Regions from separate parts of the Homo sapiens genome. Here region 2 is linked to region 1. The links are chromatin loops, found by intact Hi-C in ENCODE. Cell type or tissue: PC-3. All regions are shown on one strand. Each heading gives the region's core, and the rest is flanking DNA. Links, peaks and the distances in the headings are about the cores only.

The links. Peaks named below come from ENCODE experiments on the same cell type or tissue, not always from the same donor. Only the 100,000 strongest peaks of a DNase experiment are listed, where the experiment ranks them.
Region 2: a loop joins it to region 1, with 5 times the contacts of the local background. A loop is called at or near these places in 2 of 110 quality-filtered maps.

Annotation. Positions count from the first base shown.
Region 1 is chr13:23,793,490-23,796,257 of GRCh38, reverse strand. The region is part of intron 16 of MIPEP (mitochondrial intermediate peptidase); the gene reads left to right. Among named protein-coding and RNA genes, the nearest start is that of PCOTH, 94 kb to the left of the region's middle. In PC-3, for the core only: no CTCF peak of the experiment used is centred there; a DNase peak (open chromatin) is centred at 1,437; H3K4me3 peaks cover 1,478 bases; H3K27ac peaks cover 2,385 bases.
Region 2 is chr13:23,717,434-23,720,468 of GRCh38, reverse strand. No RefSeq gene overlaps it. Among named protein-coding and RNA genes, the nearest start is that of TNFRSF19, 150 kb to the right of the region's middle. In PC-3, for the core only: no CTCF peak of the experiment used is centred there; no DNase peak of the experiment used is centred there; H3K27ac peaks cover 669 bases.

The DNA.
Region 1 (2,768 bases), core at 269-2,768:
TGGTAGAGATGTGGTTTCGCCATATTGGCCAGGCTGGTCTTGAACTCCTGGCCTCAAGTTATCCGCCCACCTCGGCCTCCCAAAGTGCTGGAATTACAGGCGTGACTCACTGCATCCTGCCGATAGTCAATTTTTAAGAGCTTCTTTGTTCGATATATAGAGCATACATGTATATACATATACACACACACATATATATATAATATATGAAGATAGGTGACATTTAAACACTCAAGCATATTAACAATTGTGTGTGTATATGTATGACAGGGTCTTGCTCCATCACTTAGGCTGGAGTGCATTGGCATGATTATGGCTCATTGCAGCCTTAACCTCAAGGCTCAACTGACCCTCCTGTCTCGGTTTCCCAGGTAGCTAGGACTACAGGCGCTCATCACCACACCCCACTCCCAGCTTTTTTTTTTTTTTTGGTAGAGATGAGGTTTCACTATGTTTCACAGGCTAGTCTTAAACTCCTGGCCTCAAGTGGTCCTCCTACCTCAGCTTCTCAAATGTTTTTGTGTTTTTAATTTTAACTGTATATCTTAAAGCTGTTCATGGGTGACTTTACAACTTTATTTCAGTTGTTAATATAAAAGTGTAGCACCACGTATTGACCTCATGTAGCATCAAGTATATAATGATTTTACCTTAAAAGCGTTAATTTTAGAATAGTTGATAAGACATGAAGATAAGAAAATAATTATCCATTAAGTGATTTCTGTCATCTAGATTAAAATGTCAATCAGATTGTTCCCATTAGTTATTTTTAAACTAAGACAGGTAAGTAACCGTGATCATATGGGGAGTCCTTATACAGAAATCTTAGGGTTGCTTTGGACCTTGGCTATTTTTATCCCACACTTGTTCAGATGTTGGTTGAAAGAATGGCATAAGGGTCTGTTTTTAAATGTATAAACAAATATATTGTCTATTAAACAATAGGACTGGAGCCCCAGGCGGGTTAAATATTTACTGCTCTCTCTCCAGAGTATTCAATTTAAACTATTTGGTAAAAATGCTTATTCCTCCTATTCTTTTTTTTTTTCTTCGCCCTGGGGAAGAAGTTTCCTCCTATTCTTATGCCCCAGCTCTCCTGCAAATGGAAAGTCTCTTCCATGAGGTGAAGTTAGTGCCTGGGCTGAGCTAGCTTGGAATATTTGATGTTGCTAAGCAAACATCAGGTTAAAGAAAACAATATTTATTTTTGTTTTTATCTTAAATACGAAGAAAGACCATATGGTGCATATCTAGAAACACCTAAGTGGTTAATTGCATGTTAAATTTCTTTCCTCTTTGCCTGCATAAACAACTGAAAAAATATTTACTTTCTGTGTCATGCTAGGTTTATTTATGACTTTGTAACTAAAACACAGAAGTGTTATAAATTGAAACTTTAATCTCATGATTGACTCATTTTCTAAAAATTTATATGGTTTCAGTTTGTGGGACAGCTGCAACTCTAGATTTCAGTGATTTAAAACATGAGGAAATTATGACTACCCGGTTGTTTTTTTAATATGGTCCTTTGAGCCAAATCACCAACTTTCATTTTTGTCTTGGTTTTCATGAATAATGCTGCCCTTTTTTTCTTCTCGGCCTGCAATTTGACAAGCTAGATATAAGGAACTAAAAATCCAGGCTATTAGTAGAAGTTATTTCTTTACCAGGTAAACTTTTGTATCTTAAATGATGCACATGTGTCTTTTAGATTTAGGCTGTTTCTATTTCAGGAAGCGTTTTCTCTGGTAATTTTCTGAGGTAAGTCCCGTTTTTACTCACAAGGAATGAGAGCCGGACACAGGGACCATTGTGATGCCTCTTTACCTTTATGCCTTATCACCAACAGGGAGTTAAGGCAGCGTTAGCAATATGAGGAAGGCTCCAGTTGAGTGTTGTTAATTTTTAATTTTAATTTTATGTTGAGTAAGTAATACATATGCATGATTAAAAAATCACAGGGTGTCAAAAGCTTTACAATACAGTCTCCCTCCTCCTCAGGTCCCTTTCTCTGGAGGCAGCCTGGGGTACTATATCACACTGATTTGAAGATGAATTACCTCGGTTCAACATAAATTTAAAGACATAAAATCTGCAGTTCTCAGTCACTTCCTCCTCTTAATATTCTTCTTGCCTTTTCTCATGGATAGAGCAGCTCTAGACTGGACTCACAGTCTTCCCCTAATGAGCGTCCTAGGAAGTATCTGCTATACAACTCTCAAATCCACACAACATTAGTGAGGTCTTTTCTAAATACAGATTTGAGTGTGACGTCCCTTCCCTTAAAACCCTCAATGGCTTCCATTGATCTTAAGCTAAAGGCCAGAGTCCTTTGCCCACTTGCAAGTTCCTGCGTGGTCTGGTCACCCAAGCTTCCTCCAGCAGGACACAGCCTGCTTCCTTTGGCACTGGAGTCTTGGCACTTGTTTCTGCTGCCTGGAGTGCTCTCTTTCTGCTCCCTTTGCCTTCTGCTTGAACCATCATTTCTCCAGACCTGGCCAGCCTCTGTTACAGTCTCCCAGGGCTGGGGTCCTTCCCTTAAGATGGGTCATCTCAGTTTATAATGTATTGATGCCATTTGATTCATTTCTATCTTCCCAACTGGAGTGAACCTCAAAGAACAGCATGGCTCATTTCTGATTTGTTTATTGTTTTCCCAGGGCCCTGAACAGTTAGTAGTATGTACCCAATAAATATTTACTGAGAAATGTTTTTACATTTTTATTGAGATATAATGTACATAAAGTACACAAATCTTAATTTATAGC
Region 2 (3,035 bases), core at 259-2,758, 76 kb after region 1:
AAAGGGTTCTGAGTGGTAGAATGGTGACAGCGCTCAGCACTGCAAGGCATCAGGGAGGACACTGGGCTCCCAGGGAATTTTAGAACTGAGGGAATGGTGAATGGAGCGAGAAGCCAAGAGAAAAAGTAAGGAACAAATGATGAGGAAATAGAAGCAAGGAACACAGATTATTCACAAAGCCTGGCCAGGGTGATGGGAAGAGCAATGGGATGGCACATCATGCTCATCTGACCTCATGGTCAGCTGCCCCCCAAGGAGCACAGGAGGCCAGACCAGGCCATGTGTGATGCTGCAGGGCACCAACCCCAGAGGTCTGTAGAAAGAGTATGTATTACACACTCTTGTGTAACATGTGCATACATCCACCAGAGCGGTACACGTTACAACCCATGAACCTACACTGACCCAGGGTCCACAGGTTACACTGGTTCACATTCACTCTTTCTGCGGTACAGTCTATAGGTCTGTAACGCAGTGATGTATTACACACCCTGCACCATCACGGAGCATCACAGTCCCATGTTCAGGGCTGTGCACCACACATTCTTAGGACAGACACTGTGATGCTTAATTGTATGTAGCAACTTCACTGGGCCACAGTGCCCAGATATGTGGACAAACATTATTTATTCTTGGTGTTTCTGTGAGGGTGTTTATAGATGAAAATAACATTAGAATTAGTGGACTTTGAGTAAAACAATGCCCTCCAAATATAGGTGGGCCCTGTCCAATCATGTGAAGGCTTGAATAGAACAAGACCAACCTTCCCAAGCAAGAGGGGATTCTTGAGAATACTGCCTCTTGCCTTTATCTGCACCATCAGCTTCTCCTGGGTGTCCACATGCCTGCCTTCAGACCTGTACCACAGCATTGTCTTTCCCTGGGTTTTCAGCCTGCCAACCAACCCTGCAGATTTTGGACTTGCCAGCCTCCATAATTGCGTGATCCAATTTCTTTTAAATTTTTTTAAGAGATAGAGTGTTGCTATGTTTCCCAGGCTGGAATGCAGTGGCTATTCATAGGTGTGACCATAGCTCACTGCAGCCTCAAACTCCTGGGCTCAAAAATCCACCTCAGCTTCCTGAGTAGCTGTAACTACTACAGGCACACACCATTGTACCCAGCATACGAAATGAAACCTATAATTATACTTTATCCATGTTTATCTCCCCACTAAACTGTGGGCAAATTGAAGTCAGGACTTGTATCCTTTCATCTTTATTTAACTAGTGACTAATATAGTGTCTGTTGTATGATATCCAGCTGGCTGCATCTTCACCAAAGCTTCGTTGATAATTAAGAAGTTCTTGCTAAGTGATCTTTTGAAGTAAGTTTTTTTCCTGCCTCTGGTAGATATGTTTACTTCCTTCCCTCACTCACTGGGGTGACAGGCTTCAAAAGGTAATGTCTGAATGGAAGTACAATTGTTTCTGCATGCTTTTCCAACTGATAGAACATTTCCATTTTGTTAGGAAATTGTAAATTTCTGAATGTACTTAGCACATATGAATCCTCATAATTCTTATTTCCCTTTCTTTTCTTATTAATGTCCACATTACCACTTTTAATTTAGTCTTTATATCTTCAGAGATAGATGAAATACTGTCATATTGAGAAAATTGGAAGGTAAATTGCTTTTCTCTGGCTATACAAGGTAGCTCTGTCAATCTGTCTTCTTCAGGGTTTTTAGAAACATGAACATTTTATTTGTTTACTCTCTTAACTGCAGTGATAGAATGCAAATTTCAACTAGCTTGAGTAAAACAGTGAATTTCTTAGAAGGATACTGTGAGGATGTCTCATAGCACACAAGGACTGCCAACAGCAGTTAGGATGCTTTGCGTGCAAATAAAATAAAGCTTGAAATCAAACAGGTTAAAGCAAGATGAAAATAACCACAATACATTGCTATGCCCCTGTTTTTTTTCAGCTGTTTATTACATGCTGTTTTGTAACCTGCTATTTTGCTTTAAAATCCCATGATTTTCCTCCAATCATAAGTATTTTTCTACATCAGTTTTTATGGCTAGATGGTATTCTGCTCAGTGTTCTTGAAGGTCTTTGGGAGAGTTCAGTAAGTAGCACCCATCTTCCCCACCCAAATCGAGAAATAGCAGGTGGAGAACCAAAATATCACCCTTATTTCTAATGAAGGCAGAATCGGAAGGCATAGCTTGCAGCAAGAGACGAAGTGGGCTTGTGGAATCTGTTCTTTGTTAGACTGTTGAGAAGTGGGATAAACCCACCTAAAGGAAAGCTTAGCCCTGTGGGGCCAGACAGCTCACCAGTCCCCACCTAACACTGGCCTTGGCCAGAGGAATGAAGACAGGGAGCAACTTGTCCAAGCAGAGGACCTTTGACCATCTCCACCCAATGTGTGTGACCTACCAACTGAGGTAAAGCTGGCCCCTGCTCTGGGAAGAAGGAAGGGAAGGGAAAAGAAGCCAGGAGGATTTTGGAAAATCCCACAAAGCAGAGGCAAGAGAAGAGGTTCTTGCTCCCCTGTGCAGTGTGAAGGTCCCAGTACTCAGTTCACCAGGCCTCTATTGCACGTTATGTTAGTTTCCAAACAACATTGAAGCTAAACATCTTTGTAATTAATCTTTGTGTACATTTGTGAAAATTTCCTTAAGATAAATCCCTACAAGTAGAATTTCTGAGCCAAATGATATTAACAGGTTTAAAACTTTTGACTCACTTGGCCATATTTCCCTCTACAAAGTTTTATCAGTTTATATTGCCACAAGTAGTACAGTGTATGAGAACATGTTTTCTTAACACATACCCACTCTGCCTATTCAGTCCTTCCTTTTTGATCTTTGTGAATTTGATGGGCAAAACATCTGTGCCACAGTGTTATTTCAATTTTGAGCAGTCTTAATGGAGGAGTTGTTTTGGGGAACCAAGGTATAGAACATGTGAAAGAAACTATCTGAAGAGACTGAGCAATGTCTTCAAAGGCCTGTAGCCCTGCAGCTGCCCCTAGTACTTTCACTTTTGTGAATAATTTTATTTTCCAACCATGGAAGCATCAT